Regions from separate parts of the Homo sapiens genome. Here region 2 is linked to region 1. Evidence: read pairs that join two places in POLR2A ChIA-PET (ENCODE). Cell type or tissue: GM12878. All regions are shown on one strand. Each heading gives the region's core, and the rest is flanking DNA. Links, peaks and the distances in the headings are about the cores only. Region 1 overlaps EDEM1 (ER degradation enhancing alpha-mannosidase like protein 1). Region 2 overlaps LOC105376940 (a long non-coding RNA gene).

The links. Peaks named below come from ENCODE experiments on the same cell type or tissue, not always from the same donor. Only the 100,000 strongest peaks of a DNase experiment are listed, where the experiment ranks them.
Region 2: POLR2A ChIA-PET joins it to region 1 with 5 read pairs; 2 of 35 experiments call an interaction of 5 or more read pairs at or near these places.

What each region holds. Positions count from the first base shown.
Region 1 is chr3:5,202,807-5,208,185 of GRCh38, forward strand. It overlaps EDEM1 (ER degradation enhancing alpha-mannosidase like protein 1), which reads left to right. Exons shown (of 12, transcript NM_014674.3): 5 at 160-343; 6 at 2,261-2,435; 7 at 4,347-4,467; 8 at 5,287-5,379. Among named protein-coding and RNA genes, the nearest start is that of EDEM1, 18 kb to the left of the region's middle. RefSeq lists an enhancer at 2,709-2,948. In GM12878, for the core only: no CTCF peak of the experiment used is centred there; a DNase peak (open chromatin) is centred at 2,875; H3K27ac peaks cover 1,593 bases.
Region 2 is chr3:5,754,327-5,759,705 of GRCh38, forward strand. It overlaps LOC105376940 (a long non-coding RNA gene), which reads left to right. Exons shown (of 3, transcript XR_940572.3): 3 at 1,209-1,626. Among named protein-coding and RNA genes, the nearest start is that of MIR4790, 510 kb to the left of the region's middle. In GM12878, for the core only: no CTCF peak of the experiment used is centred there; DNase peaks (open chromatin) are centred at 505 and 3,125.

The sequences.
Region 1 (5,379 bases), core at 87-5,086:
AATTCCCGTATTCACCTCAGATGTATCTTGGAAGGCAGAGGGCAGACTCTCACCGTGGTAAGCTTGGTTTATTAGCTGAGTGTAGTCTCTGAGACCCGGCTTTTCAGCTCTGTGGATTCCTTGAGTTTTGTCACAGTCTTTGTCTGTTCCCATCCCCAGGTGAATCTAAAGACAGGAGTTCCTCCTGACACCAATAATGAGACATGCACAGCGGGAGCCGGTTCCCTCCTGGTGGAATTTGGGATTCTGAGTCGACTCCTGGGGGACTCCACATTTGAGTGGGTGGCCAGACGAGCAGTGAAAGCCCTTTGGAACCTCCGGAGCAATGATACAGGATTACTAGGTGTGGCACCTTTCCTCGCCATTGGGACTGCACACTGCTTGGTCCCCTTTTCCTTTCATCTTCTCTGGGCTCTGCCCCCTTTTTACTCTTCAACTCAATTGACAACTCAGCAAGAATTGTGTCAGCTCTATCTAATTTCTTTATGTGACCCTTTGCAGAGAGGCTGCATGGTCTGATGGAAAAGCATTAAGCTTTTGTGTTTGAGGGCTCCCTTCTGATTCGGATCCCCTGGCATATTCCACTTGAAAATTATTGTTAATGGAAATGCCGTAAAAAGAACTGCCTCTGAGGCAGATTTTATTGCTTCAATGTAAGGTTCTAAATATAGGAATTTAGAGTTACTGATGGAGCAGCTTTTTCCTTTTAAAAAATCTGGGCCTGTGGTAGTAGATTGAAAGTCCAGATTAAACCTGTGTGAGGTGGGGTTTTTTCCCTTTAGAATGTTTGGTGAAGATGTTACTTAAAAATTATTATGGAAAATTTCATAATATAGTAGAGAGAAAGTATGATGAATAATGACCCCTATGTACTCATCATTTGTCTTCACTAATTATCAGTATTTTGCTAACTCAAGGTGTTATTTTATTTATTTATTTATTTTGAGTTAGGGTCTCACTGTGTCACCTAGGCTGGAGTTCAGTGGTGTGATCTTGGCTCACTGCGGCCTCCACTTGCCGGGTTCAGTGATCCTCCCACCTCAGCCTCCCAAGTAGCTGAGACGACCGGCTTGTGCCACCATGTCCAGCTAATTTTGTTTATTTTATGTAGAGACAGGGTCTCACTATGTTGCCTGACTAGTCTCAAACTCCTGAGCGCAAGCAATTCTCCCACCTTGGCCTCACAAAGTACTGGAATTACAGGTGTAAGCCACTGTGCCCAGCCTAGGTGTTATTTTAACTCATGTAACTGTCTTAAGTTCTGAAATTTATGTATACATTTGTTGTATTTAACAACAGCAATAGAAATAAAGAAGTCACTCAAATTGTCAGCCTATCACCAAATAGTTGACCAGTGTCACTCCCGATTGTCAACTTTTTAGGTTTCCATAGACCCTTTCAGCCTGGCCTGTGTAACTTCTATATATTTTTCATTATAATATAAACATATATTTTGATTCTGCCTGACATTTGGCAGATCATTTGTTTCCAGGTTGTTGCCTTGCATTCATAATGACCACTTTTGTTGTTGTTTTTATTATTAAAAAAAATTATCTTTTCCCTTTTCTTTTTTTTTTTGTCTTTTGAGACAGGGTCTCCCTCCATCACCCAGGCTGGACGGCAGTGGCACAGTCTCTGCTCACTGCAACCTCTTCCTCCCAGGCTCAAGTGATCCCTGGGATCAAGTGAACCCCCCATCTCAGCCTCCTGAGTAGCTGGCACTACAGGCACCTGCCATCGCACCCAGCAAATTTTTTGTATTTTTGGTAGAGACAGAGTTTCACCATGTTGCCCAGGCTGGTCTCGAACTCCTGAGCTCAAGCGATCCACCTGCCTCGGCTTCCCAAAGTGCTGGGATTGTAAGTGTGAGCCATCATGCCTGGCCACTTTTTCTTTTTAAAATCATCTTTTTTTGGATAAATTCCCAGGAATGGCAGTACTGGGTTAAAGTCTGTGAAAAACTCTTGGGTTTTGAAATGCATCGTCAATCTGGAAAAGCAAAATGAGAAACCTATTTTTATTTTGCATTAAATGTTTATCCCCATGTTTGTGTCAGTAAATGCTATATATTTAGAAGATGTCTAGGCTAAGTTAGTGATAAGACTGATAAAAATGTTAGGTCCAAGCAACCACCTCCTTCTCCTGTATGCCAAGGATAAAGGTGCTGAGGAGCAGTGTGGTTGGAGTAGGAGGCCTGTCTCCATTCATGTCCTCCCCGATGAGACAGCTGGGACCTCAAGTGCCTTGTTTATTTTTGCAGGCAATGTCGTGAACATTCAGACGGGCCACTGGGTTGGAAAGCAGAGTGGCCTGGGTGCCGGGCTGGACTCCTTCTATGAATACCTCTTGAAATCTTACATTCTCTTTGGAGAAAAAGAAGACCTAGAAATGTTTAATGCTGCATATCAGAGTATTCAGAACTACTTAAGAAGAGGGTATGTCTCCCTAACATCTCCTCTGTTGCCTTGTAAAGCAAATAGAATGCATTCTGAAGCGTTTGTATTTTTTTTAACACACAATCACAGGGTCTGTTTATCTCTGCCCTCACCTTACCACCTCTCCTAGTTTGTCAGTCATCTGGGGGCAAAGAGCTGTGTTATCTTTCTGTCGCTGCATAGCATAGTACCCCAGAACCTAGTGGCTTAAAACAACAAGCATTATCTCATGAAGTTTCTTAGGGACAGTAATCCAGGAGCAGCTGAGCCAGTCATTCTGGCCCAGGATCTCTCCTGAGGTTGTTGTCAAGCTGGTGGCCAGGGCCACAGCCATGCTAAGGCCCAATGGTGCTGGGAGATCCCCTTCCAGGCTCACTTTGGTTGCTGGCAGTCTTCAGTTCCTCTTTGGCTGTTGGCTGGAGGGCTCAGTTCTTTGCCAAGGGGCCTCTTTGTAGGTAGCTTATGGCCACTGGCTTCCCCCAGAGTGAGTGATCTGAGAGAAAAAGAAAGAGGCCAAAATGGCAACCACAGTGCTTTCATGACTAGTCTGGGAATGATATACCAATACTTCTGCCAGACCATTAGTCACCCAGATCAAAATGATACATTCAGTGTGGGAGGGGGCTGTGCAAGCGTGTGGCTCGCACGGATGGAGGTTCTCGGGGGCCGTCTTAGAGACTTGCTGCTACTACAGGGGCTGACACATCCCAGTGTTTAACTGTGGCTTTAATTGCAGATAGATCTGCAATGCAGGACAATGTTTTGGTTCTAATACTTTACAAAGAACTGTTAGGATTGGTTTTTATACTTGGTGATAGAAAGGACAGTTACCACATTTTTTTTTCTCTCTGAGTTTGTTTAAAACATTATTCACCATTTTCTGTTGTTCCTCCAGGATGACAGGAGAGAGAGAGCCATTTGAAGCTACAGTGGCTTCTACGTAGTGTCACTCTCTTTCCCAGATCTTTCTTTTTTTTTTTTTTTGAGTCAGAGTCTTGCTCTGTCACCCAGGCTGGAGTACAGTGGTACGATCTTGGCTCACTGCAACCTCTGCCTCCTGCGTTCAAGCGATTCTCCTGCCTCAGCCTCCTGAGTAGCTGGGATCACAGCCGTGCACCACCTTGCCTGGCTGATTTTTGTATTTTTAGTAGAGATGGGGTTTCACCATGTTGGTCAGGCTGGTCTCAAACTCCTGACCTCGTGATCCACCCGCCTCGGCCTCCCAAAGTGCTGGGATTACAGGTGTGAGCCACCACACCTGGCCCCCAGATCTTTCTTTGTATGTATTTCTATGTTAAGTGTCCAGTTTCAGTGCAAGTTATAGCTACTGAGCTTCCTGCTTGGATTTTCTTGGGTCCATTTCTACATTGCTGTTGTAGGAACCACTTGTATGTGCTATGTTTAAGTAAGGGGCCTTTTGAGTGGAATTTATTTATTTTTGCTTTTCAAAGCCACAAACTAAATTGAGCAGTAATCCCCAAGGGTCTTGCTCTGATGCATTTCTCCAGGCCCATGCTGTAGGACATTACTAGAGAAGAGACTCTTTGTACCAAAAGAACCAAGCTTTTCTGCTCAGGTGAAATCCAGCATAGGCCCATACTATATACTGAATTCTCTTATGTGGCAGGGCTCTTAAACCCAAAGCTCAAAGTGCTTTCTGCAGAATACTGTGAAATCCTGACATATTACAATGGCTGCGTTAGGAACTTTGATCCTGTGGAAAATATTATCTTCTGCTAGAGTCTAATGTAGATAATTAAAGGCAGTCTGTCTGCAGAGGTTTAAGGAATGAGTTAGGAGAAAAAATTAATGTTAATTCCGTTTAAATGAAACTACCAGCAGCTGCTGGAGAGGTAGAGATCTGTCAGTGAGCTTTCTTTTCACCACTGAATGTGCTGCTTGGGTTTGCAGGCGGGAAGCCTGCAATGAAGGAGAAGGAGACCCTCCACTCTATGTCAACGTGAACATGTTCAGTGGGCAGCTGATGAACACCTGGATTGACTCTCTGCAGGCCTTTTTCCCTGGACTGCAGGTATTTTGCCATCAGATTTCCTAAGAATAACCAATCACCAGAAAGGGCTTCTCCCTCCTTTTCTTTCTTTTTTAATACCCTGAGCATTCTCTGTCTCCTTTGGATTTGGGAGGTCACTGACACTATACGTCTTCATCTCTCTGTTTGAGAAATTAGTCTCCAGAATATTGAACAGAGCCATTCCACACAAGTGCAAAACCGTGCTTGAGAAGTGACTGTGTGTGATTTTTGTTTTTGTTTGTTTTTGTTTTGAGATGAAGTCTTCCTCTGTTGCTCAGGCTGGAGTGCAGTGGCGCAATCTTGGCTCACTGCAACCTCCGCCTCCTGGGTTCAAGAGATTCTCCTGCCTCAGCCTCCAGGGTAGCTGGGATTACAGGCGCCTGCCACCACATCCGGCTAATTTTTTGTACTTTTAGTAGAGACGGGGTTTCACTGTGTTGTCCAGGCTGGTCTCGAACTCCAGGCCTTAGGTGATCTGCCCGCCTCAGCCTCTCAAAGTGCTGGGATTACTGGCATGAGGCACTGTGCTGGGCTGTGTGAGATTTTTGGATAATCCATCGCTCAGTTGTTTATTCCTTGTTCATGAGTACACGTAATCTCTTTTTCTGTGTGCAGCTCACATCAATTTGGCATTAGTGGCCAGATAGGGAGGGCATTTATTTGTCTGGGTTGTCACTTTTGGGTTGGTTTTGTCTTTAACCGTATGTGTAGGTCAACTAAGAACTCGGGGGCAGAGGAGAGCCCAGGCAGGCCCTTTGTGCCATGTCTTGTCACTCTAGGAATGGTATCTCAGCCTGATGACCTGTGTCCTCTCCTTAGGTGCTGATAGGAGATGTGGAAGATGCCATCTGCCTTCATGCCTTCTACTATGCCATATGGAAACGATATGGTGCCCTCCCTGAGAGATATAAC
Region 2 (5,379 bases), core at 144-5,143, 550 kb after region 1:
AAATGATACCTCAAAAACGGAAATTTTAAAAGGGTAGAGAAAGGATATATATAAACAGAGTTATATTTGCTTGCCATATTACACAGGGGGTCATTCTGCATACCCCACAGGCTGTAAGCACTCTACTTTGAAAACTAATGTTTTATAGGATGCAGATTATTACGTTTACCTCTAAGATAGACGTGTTCTATTCTAGCAGAGAATAAATACTAGCTGAGATGGGTTACAGGATAAATCTTGTTGAAGGTGATAAGGGGAGATCTAGGTGCGAGGAACTTGAAGGAAGGATTCTGGGTGTGCAAGAGACAGTTTGAGGGCATTGAGACCCAACTTAGTGTGTGGGGGGAGTCAGAGGTGGCACAGGGAAGCAATTCTGAGAGGTGCATTGTTTCTGAAGGACAGGGGAGGGCCACCAGACTGCTTCTTGCAGAACTGAGAATTGTATGCTGTCTCATGTATATTCTCTCTCTTTCCTGTTCCCTGTATTGTGCTGCTCAAAGTGTCAGTGGTCAGAGGCCCAGGGCCAAACCACAAACTGTTGTCCCAGTGGCCCATGTCAAGATAAGTGTAGAAATCGAGAGCGTTTAGGCATTTTTAGAGCAATTTGCCCTTGCTGTGACATCTAGTAATTAGTATTTTTGTGTGTTGGCAGAAGTATTGGTCTGCTATAAATTGGACATTTAAAAATTTGTGAAATAAGCCAGACACAGAAAAATATTGCAGGATCTCATTTAGTGGAATGTAAAAAATAAATAAAAAAAAAAAAGTCAAACCACACATAGAGAATAAAACAATAGTTACCAGAATGTGGGGGAGGGGAAGAAACAGAAAGATGTAAGTCAAAGAATACAAAGTAGCAGATGTATAGGATGAAGAAGTAGAAAGAGCTAATGTAAAACATGAGGACTATAGTCGATAATGGTGTATTGTAGTCACGATTTCTGCTAAATGAGAAGATTAAAGGGGCTATTGCCCCGGGGTAAAAATGGGTATCTGTATGAAATAATGGATATGTTAATTTGTTCCACTATAATCATTTTACTACATATATAACATCATGTTGTATACTTTAAACATACACAATAAAATTTATTTAAAAAACATAGACTGTTTTTCTATAAAATTGTGAACTGGTCTTTAACTCTAGATAGTTTTTGAAGCACTGTTCCATATGATGCGTAGGCTGAATTCTCCCACCTTTGCTTCAGTCCTAGGGCCCAGGAGCTGCAATGGGCCATTCTCATCTGAAGGAATTGCCTCAGCTTGTTAGAGGACTGGCATGAAAGGAACAATCGTGATAGTGGGCATAACACATAAACCCTCTGGGACTCCCTTTGGTCATCCACAAATGGCAGTAAAGAGATGAGCGCCTCCTTGTTCTCACTCACAGGTGGGAATTGAACAATGAGAACACTTGGACACAGGGTAGGGAACATCACACACTGGAGCCTGTGGCAGGGCGGTGGGGTGGTCTGAGGGAGGGATAGCTTTAGGAGAAATACCTAATGGAAATGACGAGCTGATGGGTGCAGCAAACCAACATGGCACATGTATACCTATGCAACAAACCTGCATGTTGTGTACATGTACCCTAGAACTTAAAGTATTATAATAAAAAAAAAGAAATGAGCGCCTCCTTTACTGGATACAGCTGCTACTTTCTTAGGAAAGTTAGGCTTACAACTAAGGAGGCAGATATCCCAACTGTTAGCATCCAGGAGATGTTTAAAGAGCTTAATAGTCACATTTTTGTTGCACCACAGCCTGAGCTTCTAGAAGCTTCTTTTCCTGAATTTCTCCCTAATTACAACCTGCTTACCTGGCTACAGGGCAGAGAAGGCCAGGATGATAAAGCTATTGGGGTTGCTAAATTTAGAATCTAAGAGCATTGTGTCAGATCTCAGCTTGGTGACCTCCTAGCTAGTGACACAACTTCTCTGAACCTCAGCTTTTTAATTTTACAATGGGCATAGTGATTTCTATCTAAAACGTTTTAGTGGGGGAATAAATGTGTTTATTTTTATAAAGCACTTAGCTCTGTGAAAATCTGTAGAACATTTAAAGTGCATTGTACTGTCATTATCATGCTTTTTATTTATTCAGTAAATAGTTGAGCAAGTACAATCTGCTGGGAATTGTACTCATTCCTGAGGGAGCCATAATGAGAAATCAAGCATCATACTGTACCTAAGAAATTTATGATCTAGGTGACCTCAATACAACTCATTTCCAACACCTTCACGTTCCTAACGAGACTGTAAATCCTGTGTGGTCAGGAAACACATCTGATTCATCTCTGAATCTGCAGTGGGTAGCCTAGTGTGGGCCTGTGGAAAGTACTCAAGAAATTCACGTGGAACAGAATGCCATCATCTTCCAAGTCTTGGTTTGACTTGATACAAGGGTTTAAAAACAAGTGTTTATTTAGGAAATGATCCCAAGTAACAGCCATCGGGGTGTGGAGGAGTGTGAGAGAACAGGGAAAGGAGCCATTTAGGGATGTTTTATCTATAGCACACTAGAACCTAATCCTGTTGGGGACATCTTGGGAGATACAGCAGTGAGAGAGAACTGGAATATTTATCCATCAACTACCATTGGTTGAGAGCTTCTTGGGGAGGAACATTAATCTAGCATTTTTGCCCTGCCTTTATGGCTGCAGGAAAGTCTCTGGCACCAAATCACAGAGGCTGGCAGTTGAAAGTCAGCCTGCTTGCATGGCAATGGTAGGCACCATGAGGATATGGGTGGGACACACATCTTCACTCCATTTCTCAGCTCAAGTCTACCACCCGGGCCGGTTTTCCCAGATTCCCAGAAATCTGTCTTGCTCAGTGTTGTCCCCCTCCTCCACACTGGGAATATCCATAACACACTCATGCCTATACTTGTCTTCTCCCAGCACTCCAGCTTATACTGATTCTTTCTTCTTCTCAGTTCCTTGTTCATTTATTTATTAATATTTTTAAATAGCTCTCCCTTTGGCACAGACCCGCACAAAGTTATTTCAATGCTGTATGTGGGTGTCTCACCTTCCCACATCCGTGTGAACTCCTGAGGACAGATACCATGAGTTATTCATTTTCTGTTCTTGCCACATTGCCCACAACCAGAAAGTCTGCAAGAAATTAAACTTAGGGCTGAATTTAACTTTGCGATGAAAGACTGGTGATCTGTGCTTCTCAGCTTCTGCTTTTTCAGCCACATTTTCTGCTCTGACTTGACTAAGCTGACAATTTGCAATTTTATTGATTCTAAAGTATTTTGATGAGAATCATGACTGCCACAGCCACAGCGGGTAGCTGTCATTTATTCAGCACATATGTGCTTCGCATTGTGCACTTAATATATTCTCTCATGTGATCCTCATAACAAAGCTAGTGTCATCATTTTACCGATGGGAAAACCGAATCTAAATAATCAAATGACTTACCTAAGATCATATAATTAGCAGAAGGGCAATAATTTAAACTCAGGACTAACCTAGAATTCTAGACTTTTAACTATTGTACTATATGTCTCCCAAATATAAGAAACAGTAAGAAATACTGAAAATAACCAATTCATTATTTCATTCCCCTATCAGTTCAACTGTCCAACTAAGAAGTATCCAAATTCAGTGAGTTTATATTGTCTTTAGACTTTGTTAGTCAAGACAAATGAGACTTATTATTGGAGATGAAGTGCAGAAACATTCTCAGGGACCCCCTCAGCGTCTAAGTTACCATTATCCACAAGGCAGGTGGGTTCGATTGCCTGCCGGGTGACAGTCCAATGACCACAACCAAGGAAGATTTAACAAGGGGACTTTATTACTTGCAACAAGCGAGGACACCAGGAATAGTTCCCAAAGTGGTGCCTCCCTGAGCAAAGGTGAAAACAGGGCTTTCATTGGGCTAGTTAGTTAGCTGAGTTAAGTTAGTTAGTACGTAAAGGTGGAGAAGGCAGTGCAGACGCAGTTGCTGATCATGCTTCTAGACAGGGCGCATGTATGGACAATGGAGAATAAGCTCCTCCTCTGGTGGGGTTTTTAGTATGGAAATGAGGGGAGTTTGCCAAACCTCATCTCCAGCTGAAGTATCTGAGGATCCAACCCGTTTTTTTTGTTTTGCTGGAGGTGGGCTTCTTCCCGGAACTTTTCTGAAACAAGAACTCAAGGTGTATCAGTTACAGGTGGGTACTTTCACCTGTAACTTTTCCCAGTTACAGTGTGTGCTGGGAAACCCAAGGACCCTGGCTTACATTGCCTTTCTCTTTTCTTTGTTTTCTGGCCCTGCAACTCCAAAGACAAGCCCATCTAGTTTGAGGACTAGAAAACATTGCCTCCGATATCACATATCTTCCGAAATCGTTTGTTTATGTCTAGGTTTTGGATTTCATAAACACAGAAACATGTATTGTTACAACATGAAGAAAATATTTCCTTATCCATGTGGGAGTATTTTCTCCTTGTCCCTGAAGCTCAGTCTGAATGGCTCAGGCCCGCTTTAGGTTTCAGCTCTTTCTTCTCCCTTCCATATCCTCCATTACCTAGAGAATCATCATTTATCGTGGGAGGTGCAAAGTCTTGCTCTGAGTCATCATATGTGTTCCCAAAACCATTGTCTCCGCTGGGACATTTTATTTTCCCTGCAGGATCTAAACTCTCGAAAGGCAAAGCCAGGAAGAGCTGTTTTGTTTCTCTGCTCGTCCTCCACATCCTTGAAGCCGGGATTGGTGAAGCTAGACTTATCTGGCTCAATAAGGAAATGGCTCTTGGATACAAGATAATATGAGATTAAAAAAAAAAAAACTGCACCAACTAATATTTTAGAAAAGAATGGCTCATGTTTGTATTTACGTGTTTGTGAACATGTGTGTTCATGATAACAGATTAGCTTATTGGTCCTTCTTACACAAGGCAGGGAATAAAAGGCAAAAGTAATTCAAGTCATACATTGTTTAATTTCAGTTTTGTGTAGCTTGTTGAATTGTTGCAAAGCCAGCTGCTTTATCTCATAGGCCTTATTTTTGTACTATAATACCAGCATTCAAATGCTCTGACCCCGAATGTTTGCTCAGTATGGAATGTGGAGTTAAATCTTGTCTGAAATTTCATTAGAAGACAGTCTAATTAGCCTGAATCAGAAGCCACCTTCCAAATAGCGTATTCAAAAACGTTAGTGAGTTATCTAGAATTTTCTAAAAGGAAAACATGATTTATTGACTTCAGAGCATTTTTCTTGGTGCAATAGAGAATTACAGCAGCCTTGTTTGAATAGCTATTATTAAGATTGCTTTGCTGTTTTGGAGACAGATCCCTATTTACTAGATTTTTGAATGGGAAAAAAAAATCCTGCTTTGGTAAGCCCTTAAGTGTAAAGGATCACAGAGTGATAA